5 separate regions of the Homo sapiens genome follow, and all the other regions are linked to region 2. A link is a contact called in ENCODE Hi-C or POLR2A ChIA-PET data. All regions are on one chromosome and are shown on one strand. Each heading gives the region's core, a stretch centred on a gene start or an enhancer-like site at or near the end of the contact. The rest is flanking DNA. Distances are from core to core; before and after follow the strand shown.

What was found. Hi-C counts contacts between places; a loop is a spot of excess contacts on that map. ChIA-PET counts read pairs that join two places held with the same protein, here RNA polymerase II (POLR2A). Pooled maps may share reads with other maps.
Region 1: a loop to region 2 is called in a map with no recorded cell type, with 5 times the contacts of the local background. The contact joins two enhancer-like sites. A Hi-C loop is called at or near these places in 8 of 37 single-sample maps with no recorded cell type and 13 of 50 pooled maps.
Region 3: a pooled map shows a loop between it and region 2 (2.5-fold over the local background). The contact joins the promoter of FXN here to the enhancer-like site in region 2. A Hi-C loop is called at or near these places in 7 of 50 pooled maps. POLR2A ChIA-PET finds 5 or more read pairs at or near these places in 2 of 52 experiments (activated CD8-positive, alpha-beta memory T cell and naive thymus-derived CD4-positive, alpha-beta T cell).
Region 4: a loop to region 2 is called in a map of chondrocyte, with 2.0 times the contacts of the local background. The contact joins two enhancer-like sites. A Hi-C loop is called at or near these places in 1 of 168 maps with a recorded cell type or tissue (chondrocyte), 8 of 37 single-sample maps with no recorded cell type and 9 of 50 pooled maps. POLR2A ChIA-PET finds 5 or more read pairs at or near these places in 1 of 52 experiments (MCF 10A).
Region 5: a loop to region 2 is called in a pooled map, with 4 times the contacts of the local background. The contact joins two enhancer-like sites. A Hi-C loop is called at or near these places in 3 of 37 single-sample maps with no recorded cell type and 12 of 50 pooled maps. POLR2A ChIA-PET finds 5 or more read pairs at or near these places in 1 of 52 experiments (OCI-LY7).

Annotation. Positions count from the first base shown.
Region 1 is chr9:68,931,962-68,934,807 of GRCh38, forward strand. All of the region lies in intron 12 of PIP5K1B (phosphatidylinositol-4-phosphate 5-kinase type 1 beta), which reads left to right. Among named protein-coding and RNA genes, the nearest start is that of PRKACG, 81 kb to the right of the region's middle. RefSeq lists an enhancer at 70-1,269. Within about 2 kb of position 1,595, at least 4 of the 41 ENCODE cell types and tissues checked have a DNase peak (open chromatin) inside an H3K27ac peak, as active enhancers do.
Region 2 is chr9:68,801,281-68,804,234 of GRCh38, forward strand. All of the region lies in intron 2 of PIP5K1B (phosphatidylinositol-4-phosphate 5-kinase type 1 beta), which reads left to right. Among named protein-coding and RNA genes, the nearest start is that of PABIR1, 23 kb to the left of the region's middle. Within about 2 kb of position 1,436, at least 3 of the 41 ENCODE cell types and tissues checked have a DNase peak (open chromatin) inside an H3K27ac peak, as active enhancers do; they include OCI-LY7, where a contact is called at or near this core.
Region 3 is chr9:69,033,858-69,037,068 of GRCh38, forward strand. FXN (frataxin) reads left to right here and starts at 1,895. Exons shown (of 5, transcript NM_000144.5): 1 at 1,895-2,090. The coding sequence starts at 1,926. RefSeq lists silencers at 1,784-2,253, 2,836-3,130 and an enhancer at 2,414-2,463.
Region 4 is chr9:68,642,597-68,645,456 of GRCh38, forward strand. TMEM252-DT (TMEM252 divergent transcript) reads left to right here. Exons shown (of 5, transcript NR_187592.1): 5 at 997-1,854. Among named protein-coding and RNA genes, the nearest start is that of PIP5K1B, 61 kb to the right of the region's middle. RefSeq lists an enhancer at 1,314-1,393. Within about 2 kb of position 1,360, at least 3 of the 41 ENCODE cell types and tissues checked have a DNase peak (open chromatin) inside an H3K27ac peak, as active enhancers do.
Region 5 is chr9:68,951,044-68,953,824 of GRCh38, forward strand. The region is part of intron 14 of PIP5K1B (phosphatidylinositol-4-phosphate 5-kinase type 1 beta); the gene reads left to right. LOC101927069 (a long non-coding RNA gene) reads right to left here. Exons shown (of 3, transcript NR_110647.1): 3 at 2,045-2,781. Among named protein-coding and RNA genes, the nearest start is that of PRKACG, 62 kb to the right of the region's middle. RefSeq lists an enhancer at 1-39. Within about 2 kb of position 1,333, at least 3 of the 41 ENCODE cell types and tissues checked have a DNase peak (open chromatin) inside an H3K27ac peak, as active enhancers do; they include OCI-LY7, where a contact is called at or near this core.

The DNA.
Region 1 (2,846 bases), core at 345-2,844, 130 kb after region 2:
TAAGGAAGAAACTCACCACTTGAGACAAAAGTGAACTCTTTGTTGTGGTGCTATGTGGTCTTGGCAGAGGTTTGTTTTCCGGTCTTCTCTGCTCCTCATTATACGTGATGCTGATAAAGAACAAAGAGTTACTTCTTTTTCCAGTCTTTTGGCCCTCACTCCATGAAATGCCATGAGTATAGGTCTCCTGAGTATCTTTTCCTCATTACACGGCTCTCACCCTGATCGCATTTCCTTGGTACTGCCGAAAACCTTTTGATCATTGCTGTTTCTTCGTTTAGAGAAATAACATTGACCTAAGAACTATGATGTAGAAAAGCAGTTCTCAAACCTTTTGGTCTCAGGGCCACATTACACCCTTAAAAATTATTGAGGACACCAAAGAGCTTTTATTTATGTGGGTGATAGCTATCTATATTTCACATATTAGAAATTAAAATTGAGAAAAATTTAAAAATATTTATTAATTCTTACCAGTTAACAAAAAAAATTGCGTGTTAACATCAGTCAATTTTTAACATAAATAATTACAAAATATAATTATATTTTCCACAAATAATTTAGTGAGAAAAGTGGAATTGTTTTACCTTTTTGTTTGAAATCCTTAACGTCTGGCTTAATAGAAGATAAGTTGGAGTCTCACATCTGCTTCTGAATTCAATATGTGGTGACATCACAGGTCATGTAACATCTAGAAAACTCTACACATATGAGAGAATGAAAGTGAAAAAGGCAAATAATGTCTTATGATGATGATGAAAATAATTTTAACATCACAGATCTTCTGAAAGGGTCTCAGAGACCCCTTAGTTTCCACCCCACATCTGAGATCCTCTGATTTAGAAGTTTTAAAATACAGCTGGGCACAGTGGCTCATGCCTGTAATCCTAGCACTTTGGGAGGCCAAGGCAGGCAGATCACCTGAGGTCAGGAGTTCGAAACCAGCCTGACCAACATGGAGAAACCCCGTCTCTACTAAAAATACAAAATTAGCCAGGCATGGTGGCGCATGCCTGTAATCCCAGCTACTCAGGAAGCTGAGGCAGGAGAATTGCTTGAACCTGGGAGGCGGAGGTTGCAGTGAGCCGAGATTGCGCCATTCTCTCCAGCCTGGGCAACAAGAGCAAAACTCCGTCTCAAAAAAAAAAAAAAGAAGAAGAAGCAGTTTTAAAATACTATATTGAAAGACAGGAGTTTATTGAAGGTCTATAAAAGTTAGCAGATAGAGATGATAGGTTGATAGGTGTAGCAAACCACCTTGGCACATGTATACCTATGTAACAAACCTGCATGTTCAGCACATGTATCCCAGAACTTAAAGAAAAATAAAATAAAATAAAATAAATAAAAGTTAGCAGATAGAATGTTAAGGCAGAGGCCAGTGTGACAATAATGGCTTCTTCCTTGTAAAACAAGTGTAACCACTGTTTGAGAGAGTGGAGAATTAAGGTAAACATAACTTATTTTTTAAACATTCAAAAATTTCTTCCCCTCAAAGAAAAACAAATTCAAGGTTTATCTTTTTCTCCCCTCAGTTTAACCAGAAAACAGAATGCTAAAGAACTAGAAAATGAACCACCTAGAAAGCAACTTAAGAAAAGAAAGACACCTGAAATTCATGCTTGCTAGTTCTGTGACCCTGAGCAAGCCACAATCTTTCTATTCTCAGTTTCTGGGCCTAAAAAAGGGCCTTCCTCTTCCTCATACATGTGGATGGTTTGAGATATGCAATGTGAATGTTGGATTCCAGACTCTAAAGCCCTCCACAAATGTTATTTATTAGGATGATGATATTATTATGATTCTAAGACTGCTCGAGGGACAAATAAACCTTCCCTTCTCTTTAAGTGGAGAGATTGTCCTCCATTCTTCTCTCATTTGTGTGTCCCAAAGTCCTTCTCCAATTAAGTTCTTGCAAGCAGCCTCTGGGAAGGCCCCAGATGAGCTGTGTAATCTAAGCTCTGAGATTCCCAAGGCTAAACACAATTACTCTAATACACTTACTATCAGGCTACCCCTTTATGCAAACTTCTAAAGGAAGAGAGACACTGCCAAAAACATATTCAGGGGAAAACATAAAGAGGCCTCAACTTCCCTCTCCCCCTCCCTCCAAGGAAATTCTCAAGCAATATTAAGCCAAGAAGAATTATTGCAGCAAATAGTGAATGTAAATAAGGATGGCCTTGCTGCCGCTTAAGCAGCTTCCATGGACGTGTCCTCCATGAAGTCCCAGGCTTCAGCAAGCATGATTGATGGTGAAGTACATTTTCATTAGTTCAGGTTCCCAACACACTTCTGAAGTTGTAGACTGCTGTTTAGACAAAGATTGGAAGTGAATTATACGTCTGACATAAAACCATGACCTAGAAAAGAGCTAAAGGGTAGGAAATGTCAGTGGAAAGTCACAGAAAGAAAAAAGCAACCAGAAGTAACTTGGCTAAATTGGGCAACATGAGTAGAAGATTAAACATTGGCATGTTTAGAAATTCCCAGTCCCAAGTTAATAAAACCAGGGTCGTGAGAATTCTCTATACTTTACCATCTGTGCTTATCAACTCACCCATCCTCCTCCCAGCACTAGAAAAACATTGTTTGGAGAGGGGGGAATGATTCTTTAGCAATAAAACATTTGAATTTTACCTCAAGTAAGACTTTATTGCAAAATCTGGAGAGAAATTTTAACTTTTAATTTGCTCTAGGAAATTCTGATTTAAGTCAAGTCATTTTGGACAAATAATATAGCCAATTCATCGTATTCATCAGATGAAACAAGTTCATCTCCCTTTCCATATATATAAAATAAGCGTCTTGTCTTCTATTCAAATAATAACTAAAATGTTAATAAA
Region 2 (2,954 bases), core at 186-2,685:
AGGGATACTTAGCGGTATTAACACTAGGAAAAGGGCACATTTTTTTTTTCATATTGGATTGCTAATAATCACAACAATGCTAAATACTTCCTGGATTTCTTTCAGTTGGGCTGAATTTAAGAAGTATAGGTTTATGCTGTTCCTTGATGCTGAGAAAAGAGGGTACATGTAATACTGAGACATCCGCACAGTGGTGGGTGTTGAGGCACCCTGCCAGGTGGGAGAGATTTGAAATATATTCCAAGACTAAAGATTTGGGATTTTTTTCGTACTTTCAAAACCACAGGGATTGACAGAGTTTAATAATAAGATTACAGAGTTACTCCTGTGAATATAATATACCACTTGAAAGAAGTACATTTGGTCAGGCTGGACGGAATCTCATCAAAGAGATAAGGGAAAGTCCGGAAGACACACCTGAGTATGGTCTGAAGCCAAAGAACAGCATGCTCCAAAACAAGCCCAATCTCAGGTTAAGAAGCCTTCATCATTTAGAGTGGCCACCACACGGACTCTCCTTGTTTTGTCTTTTGACTGTTAGGTTGAGTTCTGATGGAATGAATGATGGGGGTTTGCCCCAGCATATTAGCAGCGCATTTCGGCCCTTGTGCCAGTCTGGAAACAGGCGATAGAGAGTGAAGTCAGTGTGTTACCATCACAGAAAACAGCTTAGAAAAAGATACCCCACCAGATAAATAATGGGCATCTCTGGATGAGAAGATTGATGGCTCCTTTTATTTTCTTTGTGATTTTCTGTCTCTTTCTCATATTTCTAAAATAGATATGAGTTGCATTTATAATGATTTTTAAAGTTATTCCAAAAGAGAAACTATTCAAAGAAACTGAAACTTTATGGAATGAACCTGGAATAGCAAGAAAAGATATCTTATGGAAGTATTCGAAATACTAAATTGATAGCCATCCTTAGTTTTTCATGTCAGTTTGATGCTTGAACATTCCTTGATTATCCAGTGCTAAAAGGAGGAAGAAAACATTTATGAAGCATCTACTTAATGTGTAAGGACTTAAAAAATGAGACATCCTTTCTGAACTCAAGGTAGCTTATCTAAGAACAACAGAAATACGCATATATGCATTAAACTTTCCATTTTTGTGTCTATTCATGTGCCAGGCACTGTGATGGATAGAAAATGGATGGATGGATGGATGGATGGATGGATAGACAGAGGTTATTGCCCTCAAGGGGCCAATAGTGTACTAGAAAGAGAAGAAATTTAAACTGAGGATTACAATATAGTCAGTAAGTGTCACAATAGAGTTAGTCCCAGAGCACGTGAGTACAGAGAAGAAACGCTGCCCTTTGCCTCAGGAGGGGTAGGAGAGGATTCATACGAGGAAGTCATGCCTGAGCTGCATCTTGGAGGACAAAGAGCACTCAGCCTGAGAGTGAAGGGGATGTGCCAGGCATTGAAGTGTGTGCAAAGGTAAGATGCAAAGAGAACCACGCATTCTGAGAGCTGACAGTCATCCCATGTGGCTGCAGTTGTGTTGGGGTGAGCTGGGAGGAGATATGAGAGTCGTGAGAGGTCATACGCTGTGCCAAAACCTCTGAGGTTTGCCCTGAAGCAGTGGGAAGCCCTTGCAGGATTTTAAAGAAGGAGAGTGGTTAGACAGATTTGCATATAGAAAAGTCCCTTTAGCAATGTTGTTCACCAACAAGGCAGACTAATTAGGAGGCTAGGGCAGCAATCTGTGTTAGAAATGATGAGATCTCAATTAAGTTTGTATAAGGGAAAATGCAGAGAAAGACTCAGAGTCAAGGAACATCAAGGAGATTGATTGGAAAGAGCTTAATTGATAGGTTGTGGGGAGGATGTATTGAGGAGGAATTGGGATGGCCCCTTGATTTCAGGCTTGGACAACTGGGTGCTAATGGTGGCATTCTTTGAGCTGGATGGGATACGATAAACTGCAATTGAAGCATTTTAAATTTATAGTGCCTGCGAGATACTATAGAAACCCTAAAAGCAGCTGGGAATATAAATCTTGAGCTCAAGAAAGTCTGGGCTCAAAGAGTTATTTGGGAGTCATCACAAGTAGGTTGCAGTTAAACCCATTGGTGATGGAAGAGATTATTCAGAAGCAGTGAGAAGAAAAGAATTCGGAAGACCATGAGGAACAGGAACATTTAAGAAACAGTCAAAAAAGGTGGAAGCCTGCCAGAGAGCCCAAGAAAAAGTGTTCAGAGAAGTGGAGGAAAGCCAGGCATACCAGGAAGGGAAAACCAGGCATATATGGAGGCCCTGCTCATGCTGTCTCCCAAGTTCATCATCCGTGGAAGAAAGGGCAAAGAGCAAATGCCAAGTGGCAGACATGCACTTCCCAACTGAGTTTGCCTCTAACAAGTCTCTCTGGATGTAAATGTCTGTCGATACCTCACTGCTAGAATGTCTAGGAATACAAGTTTCTTGTTTGTTTAACTGGGAACATTACCTTCCTAAATAAAGCTATGATCCTGTTAATAAAGCACATGGGGAAAAGGGATTTGGGGTATTTGGGGTAGGCAAATGACAGTGTTGGCCACTTCAGGTAGCCAAGGGAAGAGGGACAGTCAGTGAAGGAGGACTGGTCATTCATCAGTTCAACACAGATTTGAGAGCCTGCTGTGTGCAAGGTATTCAGTGTCCGTGCTTCAGAGAAGTTGAGGAAGGTCATGAATGAAATGACTGCTTGGGTGAAGCAATGAGGAATCCACCTTTGAACTTGGGGTGGTTGTCCAGGAGGCCGGATTGCTGTGCCTCCATGAGCGTGTGGAGGGGTGGGGGTGAAGATGGAGAATGGACAACAGTCTTTTGAGGAGTTGACTTTGAGCATAAAGGGAGTGGGATGATGCCGCAGCCAGGAGGGAGCATCAAGGTGAAGAAGAGGTTTCAGGAGCCAGGAGGAAGGGTCTCAGGAAGGAGTTCACATGCTCATATTCTCAGGGTGAAGAG
Region 3 (3,211 bases), core at 645-3,144, 230 kb after region 2:
ATCACAGGATGTTTCATCCCTGGCCTCTACCTACTAGATGCCAGTAGAACATACCCACCCCACAGCTGCCTGTTGTGACAATCAAAAGCATCTCCAGATACTTTGCAGGGGGAAAATGATTTCTCCAGGCCTGGCATATACATAACAGTATTTAAGCAGCTGCCTAGAATTAATTAAACACAGAAGGATGTCTCTCATCCAGAATGCCCTGGACCACCTCTTTGATAGGCAATCAGATCCCACCTCCTCCACCCTATTTTTGAAGGCCCTGTGCCAACACCACTTCTTCCATGAATACTTCCTTGATTCCCCCATCCCTAGCTCTATATAAATCTCCCACTCAACACTCACACCTGTTAGTTTACATTCCTCTTGACACTTGTCATTTAGCATCCTAAGTATGTAAACATGTCTCTCTTCACGATTCACAAAGTGGCTTTGGAAGAACTTTAGTACCTTCCCATCTTCTCTGCCATGGAAAGTGTACACAACTGACATTTTCTTTTTTTTTAAGACAGTATCTTGCTATGATGGCCGGGCTGGAATGCTGTGGCTATTCACAGGCACAATCATAGCTCACTGCAGCCTTGAGCTCCCAGGCTCAAGTGATCCTCCCGCCTCAGCCTCCTGAGTAGCTGAGATCACAGGCATGCACTACCACACTCGGCTCACATTTGACATCCTCTAAAGCATATATAAAATGTGAAGAAAACTTTCACAATTTGCATCCCTTTGTAATATGTAACAGAAATAAAATTCTCTTTTAAAATCTATCAACAATAGGCAAGGCACGGTGGCTCACGCCTGTCGTCTCAGCACTTTGTGAGGCCCAGGCGGGCAGATCGTTTGAGCCTAGAAGTTCAAGACCACCCTGGGCAACATAGCGAAACCCCCTTTCTACAAAAAATACAAAAACTAGCTGGGTGTGGTGGTGCACACCTGTAGTCCCAGCTACTTGGAAGGCTGAAATGGGAAGACTGCTTGAGCCCGGGAGGGAGAAGTTGCAGTAAGCCAGGACCACACCACTGCACTCCAGCCTGGGCAACAGAGTGAGACTCTGTCTCAAACAAACAAATAAATGAGGCGGGTGGATCACGAGGTCAGTAGATCGAGACCATCCTGGCTAACACGGTGAAACCCGTCTCTACTAAAAAAAAAAAAAAATACAAAAAATTAGCCAGGCATGGTGGCGGGCGCCTGTAGTCCCAGTTACTCGGGAGGCTGAGGCAGGAGAATGGCGTGAAACCGGGAGGCAGAGCTTGCAGTGAGCCGAGATCGCACCACTGCCCTCCAGCCTGGGCGACAGAGCGAGACTCCGTCTCAATCAATCAATCAATCAATAAAATCTATTAACAATATTTATTGTGCACTTAACAGGAACATGCCCTGTCCAAAAAAAACTTTACAGGGCTTAACTCATTTTATCCTTACCACAATCCTATGAAGTAGGAACTTTTATAAAACGCATTTTATAAACAAGGCACAGAGAGGTTAATTAACTTGCCCTCTGGTCACACAGCTAGGAAGTGGGCAGAGTACAGATTTACACAAGGCATCCGTCTCCTGGCCCCACATACCCAACTGCTGTAAACCCATACCGGCGGCCAAGCAGCCTCAATTTGTGCATGCACCCACTTCCCAGCAAGACAGCAGCTCCCAAGTTCCTCCTGTTTAGAATTTTAGAAGCGGCGGGCCACCAGGCTGCAGTCTCCCTTGGGTCAGGGGTCCTGGTTGCACTCCGTGCTTTGCACAAAGCAGGCTCTCCATTTTTGTTAAATGCACGAATAGTGCTAAGCTGGGAAGTTCTTCCTGAGGTCTAACCTCTAGCTGCTCCCCCACAGAAGAGTGCCTGCGGCCAGTGGCCACCAGGGGTCGCCGCAGCACCCAGCGCTGGAGGGCGGAGCGGGCGGCAGACCCGGAGCAGCATGTGGACTCTCGGGCGCCGCGCAGTAGCCGGCCTCCTGGCGTCACCCAGCCCAGCCCAGGCCCAGACCCTCACCCGGGTCCCGCGGCCGGCAGAGTTGGCCCCACTCTGCGGCCGCCGTGGCCTGCGCACCGACATCGATGCGACCTGCACGCCCCGCCGCGCAGTAAGTATCCGCGCCGGGAACAGCCGCGGGCCGCACGCCGCGGGCCGCACGCCGCACGCCTGCGCAGGGAGGCGCCGCGCACGCCGGGGTCGCTCCGGGTACGCGCGCTGGACTAGCTCACCCCGCTCCTTCTCAGGGCGGCCCGGCGGAAGCGGCCTTGCAACTCCCTTCTCTGGTTCTCCCGGTTGCATTTACACTGGCTTCTGCTTTCCGAAGGAAAAGGGGACATTTTGTCCTGCGGTGCGACTGCGGGTCAAGGCACGGGCGAAGGCAGGGCAGGCTGGTGGAGGGGACCGGTTCCGAGGGGTGTGCGGCTGTCTCCATGCTTGTCACTTCTCTGCGATAACTTGTTTCAGTAATATTAATAGATGGTATCTGCTAGTATATACATACACATAATGTGTGTGTCTGTGTGTATCTGTATATAGCGTGTGTGTTGTGTGTGTGTGTTTGCGCGCACGGGCGCGCGCACACCTAATATTTTCAAGGCTGGATTTTTTTGAACGAAATGCTTTCCTGGAACGAGGTGAAACTTTCAGAGCTGCAGAATAGCTAGAGCAGCAGGGGCCCTGGCTTTTGGAAACTGACCCGACCTTTATTCCAGATTCTGCCCCACTCCGCAGAGCTGTGTGACCTTGGGGGATTCCCCTAACCTCTCTGAGACGTGGCTTTGTTTTCTGTAGGGAGAAGATAAAGGTGACGCCCATTTTGCGGACCTGGTGTGAGGATTAAATGGGAATAACATAGATAAAGTCTTCAGAACTTCAAATTAGTTCCCCTTTCTTCCTTTGGGGGGTACAAAGAAATATCTGACCCAGTTACGCCACGGCTTGAAAGGAGGAAACCCAAAGAATGGCTGTGGGGATGAGGAAGATTCCTCAAGGGGAGGACATGGTATTTAATGAGGGTCTTGAAGATGCCAAGGAAGTGGTAGAGGGTGTTTCACGAGGAGGGAACCGTCTGGGCAAAGGCCAGGAAGGCGGAAGGGGATCCCTTCAGAGTGGCTGGTACGCCGCATGTATTAGGGGAGATGAAAGAGGCAGGCCACGTCCAAGCCATATTTGTGTTGCTCTCCGGAGTTTGTACTTTAGGCTTGAACTTCCCACACGTGTTATTTGGCC
Region 4 (2,860 bases), core at 110-2,609, 160 kb before region 2:
TCTTCTTGTACTGAGTCAGTTCCTGGGTGGGGGCCACAAGATCAGATGAGCCAGTTTATCGATCTGGGTGGTGCCAGATGATCCATTAAGTGCAGGGGCTGCAAAATATCTCAAGCACTAATCTTAGGAGAAGTTTAGGGAGGGTCAGAATTTTATAGCCTCCAGCTGCATGACTTCTAAATCATAATTTTTAACCTTGTGGCTAATTTCTCAGTCCTACAAAGGCAGTCTAGTCCCCAGGCAAAAAGGAGGTTTGTTTTGGGAAAGGGCTGTCATCATCTTTGTTTTAAACTATAAACTGTTTCTCCCAAAGTTAGTTCGGCCTATGCCCAGGAATGAACAAGGACAGCTTGGAGGTTAGAAGCGAGATGGAGTTGGTTAGGTCAGATCTCTTTCACCGTCTCAGTTACAATTTTGCAATGGCTGTTCAATCATTCTAAATCTCAGTTTCCTCAGCAGAAAATAAAGAGATGATAATAGTACCAACCTTATAGGATTACTGTAAATTCTATAAGGTAATTATAGAATTCTATAAGGTAATTATAGAGAGGTAATTCCTATAAGGAGCTTAGCCCAATGGCTGGAAAATATATGTAGGCCATTGTTAATATGCATATATAGTTATAATTACGGTGTAGTTCTGTTTTTCTTCTACCAACCCTATCTTCAAATATACTTGCTGTCAGTTAAAGTTCAATATCTTATAAAGAGATTTTAAGGCTTGGGAAAGATTAGTGAAATCAAGAAACTGGGAGTTGCTAAAAAGTTAGTTATAAGGCAAGAAGCCAGAAACATCACCCTCCCTGGATTCAGGCTGTTCCCCAATAATCTAAAGTGAGAAACATAAATAGGGCAAAGATAATCTACTTCATAAGATTATGAATAAATGACATGCAAGGATTTTTTTTATTCTATAGCTCCTGTCACAGCATTGAGAAAGCAAACTTTTCATGAGGCAGTCACTGTCATTTGCTCTTTATTGCCTTAAATTTCCAGGCCGTGGAACCCCAAAGTCAACCCCCAAGCATCCCCAGAAGAAAAGTACACTTTGAATAATTACAGTCCTTTAACTTTCCTGATTCAACCTTCAAAGGCCACGAATTGCTTCTAACGAAGAAGCTGAAGTGAAAGAAGAAGGAACGTCAACAAAAATGTCTGTTTGTGTTATCTCTTTACTTTCACGGTTTATAGGTTTGGGGGAAAGTTTTTATTTTCGGTGGAATAGAAGAAGGGAAGAAGAGAGACTAAAAAGCATTTCTTAGATTTCCAGAAGCAGTAATGGAAAATCCCGACCCTAGAGTCTTGCTTTCTTCCTAGAAATAGAATGCTCCTGAAGTTCCCAGGAGAGCCCTTGGCAGACAGATGTCAATCATTCCATCCCTTGTTTTGCTGGGTGGAGTCACTGGAGCTTAAAGAAGGGGAAGTAAACTCAAGCACACATCCTGGTGACCTCTAGCCACGGGTCAAATTTCACTGATGTCAATTAAAAATGACCAAAGACCCGCCCCTGTGAAAACCCTGTGGGCAGCCATTTTGTCTCAGGGAAACTGCCCAGATCTGATGTAAAGTATTTCCGGACGTCTCTTCGTTGTATATGGCATTTCCCTGAAATAAGCAACTCTCTGAAAAATATCATAGCGCAGATCAAAATGAAGTACTCTGTGGTGAAGTAGAAGTACACAGTCAACAAAGAAACTTGCCCTCAGGCTGCACAGTAAAACGTTGGAAATCCCAGAGCAGCAACTTGGAAATCCCACCTGCTACATATTTGCCTGAGTACTTTAAGGTTCTATGGACAATTGTCTCTCTGCGTAGATTAACCTTAAATAAACTTGTTGCGTTTTGAGGTGGTATTTCTTGTTTCATTTCTCTTGCTTTTCTCCCCTATTTTATAATAAGTTTCATTCACACTGTGATACTTTAAGAAGAGATAACCTTCTACTAAGGGATGTTGCTGTGATAACCTCCAAGCCACAAACACAGGTTTTAATCTTACCTCAGGGAAGTCCTGCCTCCCTTGCAGACTAGTTTATGTCTGAGTGGATTTGCCTATCAGCGTCTTTTCTGATGAGGCATGTAGCCCAGCACGGCAGCAAAGAATCCTGCAGTAGGCAGATAAAGCTTTCTAAAAATGTTTTAATTTTACTTTAAATTGACAAATAATAATTGTATATACTTATGTGGTACAATGTGATGTTTCAATACATGCATACATTGTGGAATGATCAAATCAGGCTAATTAACCATACACATTACCTTACATACTCATTTTTTTGTGATGAGAACATTTAAAATCTAGTCTTTCAGCAATTTTGAAATATACAATCCATTATTGTTCTAGTCACTACACTGTGCAATAGATCACCAGAACTTATGCCTCAGATAAAGCTTTGAATCCTGTGAATCCTGTTACCACAGAATAGCAAGTGACCTCAGACCAGTTACTTAACCCCTCTAAAGCTCAATTTCCTCATCTCTACTATTGAGACTATAATAGCATCTACTTCACAGGGATGTTGGAAGGATTACGTGCTCTCAAGAAGGCTTAGTAAATCCTAACTCCTACTACATTATTTTATTGAGGTCTCATCGAATTAGATACCCGAGAGAGAGAAAATGAAAGGGAAGTGCTTAACATTTGTGACAACCTTAACGTGATCTGCACATTTCCTAAAAATTATACACTTGTATGACTTCATTTCCCCCAAGATAGTATATTAGTACTTTGGAAAGTGTGAGATGAAAAATTGTTATCCTGAACTGCAATATCCTACTTTCTGACTTCAAATCCTTATCTCTCCTGCACTTCTCACTATACCATCGCTTAGACCTCATTAGGGTCACCTCACGGCCTGTGCTT
Region 5 (2,781 bases), core at 83-2,582, 150 kb after region 2:
GGTAAGTGTAAGGAGGGAACTAGGAGACAATGTTAAACTCTCCATTCAGAATAATATTAATCTAAAATGGAATCATTTAATAACCTGTTTTCAAGGATAAAGTAATAAAGGTGACATGTGTAATGAAGTAATGGAGCTCATTATTTTTCCAGCCAGCCCTATTAAAAATTAGTGTGTGGAAGGTCACAAATAACTTAAAAATGACCAGATTTGTTTTCAAAATGAAGGATTTGGCTATAATGCAAATTTCATCCTGAAGGCTACATGGGGAAAAAAATAATGGTAGAGTTTCTCTGTCTTTTCTTTCATTGCTTCTCATCACACTGGAAGAATGGTTCAGACTAAGCACTTTGTCTGGGAGAAGATTTTTTGTCTTTTATTTATGTATGAGTGCATTTCAGTTGGTGTCCTCCTAATTCCAACCACCCTCACCTGCTGCTTTCTGTGTGGTCACTGAGTTGTGACAGGAGAGAGGCCAGGTATTCGAAGGCCAGGTCAAAGCTCATTTAGGGAACCGGTCGAGCCTTCGCCTTTTCCCTGTTCACCCTCCTGCCTTTCCAACCTAAGTGGTAAAACTCATCCTGAAAGAATCACGGAGCTTTGGAGATGAGAGGGAACTTTGGCCATCATGTCATCCAGCCCTTTTATTTATTAAAAAAGGTATTGATTGATTTTAAAATTTATAAATTATTTTTGTAACAAAACTCTATGCCCAGAGTTTAACAAATAGTCGTGTAACATGTGTTAAGAAAAAGAGCAAGCCGTAGTCCACCTCCCCCTACGTCTTCATGTGCAATCACCTTCAACTCTTTGAGCTGATTCCTTTGGCAATTACTTTGGTTTTTCTAAATAACATGCTTATATTGTTATTGCTTGATCTATTGGGTGTAGGCATTAGCTAATAACTGCCCACTATAGAAGACGAAGATTTAGCTGTCTTTTCTCCACCCGACACATACCACGTATGTGTACTGTTCCCACCCCCTCCTCCTACACCCTTCCAGTTTCCCTGTATAGTTACATCTTGACTGTAGTCCGATCGATATTGAGTGTTTTATTATGGCTTTGTGAATAGTGTCATATACTATGTTTCAGTTTCCTTTCCTGTGTGACTTTTTGTTTTTATTGTAATAAATGACTGCCTTGTTCTTCGGTTTGCTTAGTTTTCTGTGTATTTTTCCTTAATAGAACCCTAAGCTTTCCACCAGTGTCTTCATTTCTTCTCAAACCATTTAAGTGCATGAGGTTCTGTTCCTTTTATTGTCTTGCAGAAGTTTCCGCCAGACACTTCTGACCAGCCTGGACTGAACTGGTTGCCCTCTAGGACCTGATGTACAAATGTTACTTTGGGGCCTCTCTGCTCCATCATTCTGGGGATTCTAGTAACCTCTTGTCTGTATCAGTTCCGTTGTTTGTCATCTCCTACATCTTCCTCTTTGCTTCTTCCTCTTTCTTGGTTTACTCCCTCATTTTGGTGGAACACATTTTCCAGAAGAAAATCCTCCAGTATGAAAAATATTCATTGCAGGCAAAATATTTGAGATCTTGCATGTCTTAAGTCTTTATTCTAACCCTAACACTTGATTGATAGATTAACTAGTATAGAATTCTAGATTGCAAATATTTTGGATTTTTTTTTTCAACATGGTGAAGGCTTGGCTCCATTGTCTTCTAGTTTCCAATTACCATTGAGAAATCCAGTGCTGTTCTGATTTCTGATCTTCTGTAAATGGCTTGCTTTCTTTGCCTGCCTGTCTGCCTGTCTGCCTGCCTGCCTGCCTGCCTTCCTTCCTTCCTTCCTTTCTTCCTTCCTTTCTTTCTTTCTTCCTATTATTATTATTATTATTGCAGAAACCTGTAAACTCTTTGATTTTCTCTCAGAGTCTCAGTATTTCATGATGCTAGGCCTTGGTGCAGGTCTATTTTCAGCCAGCATGCTAAGCACTCAGGGGACCTTTTCAACCTGCAAACTCATGTTTTGAGTTTGGGGAAATTTTCTAAACTATTTTCTTATTTCCTCCTCTCTATTTTCTTTTTCCTTTTTGTAATTCCTTTTATGCATACAGAATATCCTGGATTTGTCTTCCAATTTTCTCTACTTTTCTGTCTTCAGTCCCATCTATTTATGTTTCTGTCCTAGTTTCTGAGAGATTTCCTCAACTTCATCTCCTAATCCTTCCACTGAGTTTTTAATTTCCATTACCATGTTTTATAAGAATTCTTTTTTTGTTCGCTGAGATTTTATTTTTTAGCAATCTTTCCTTTTTTCATGATTGTAATTTCTCTTTTTTCCTGAAGATATTAGGATTATGTTTTTTGTTTTGCCCTGAATTTTGTTTCTTCTCCCTTTTTAGTCTCGGTTTTCATCCAGGCTGCCTTTTTCTCTTTGTAGTCTACATGTTCTATACTGGAGGTTTTCCTCAGATTTTTGGAAATCTTCATTTGTCTGCTCAACTAAGGCTTGAGTGGGAGACTAGAAAACTGATTAGAGGCCAGGTGTGGTGGTTCACACCTATAATCCCAGCATATTTGGAGGCCGAGGTAGGAGGACTGTTGGAGCCCAGGAGTTCGAGACCAGCCTGGGCAATACTAGTGAGACCCCATCCCTACAAAAAAAATTAAAATTAGCCAAGTGCAGTGACACACCTGTAGTCCCAGCTACTCAGAGGCTCAGATGGCTTGAGCCTGGGTGGTTGAGGCTGCAGTGAGCTGTTATTGCACCATTGTACTCCAGCCTGGGCAACAGAGCAAGACTCTGTCTTAAAAAAAAAAAAAAAAAAA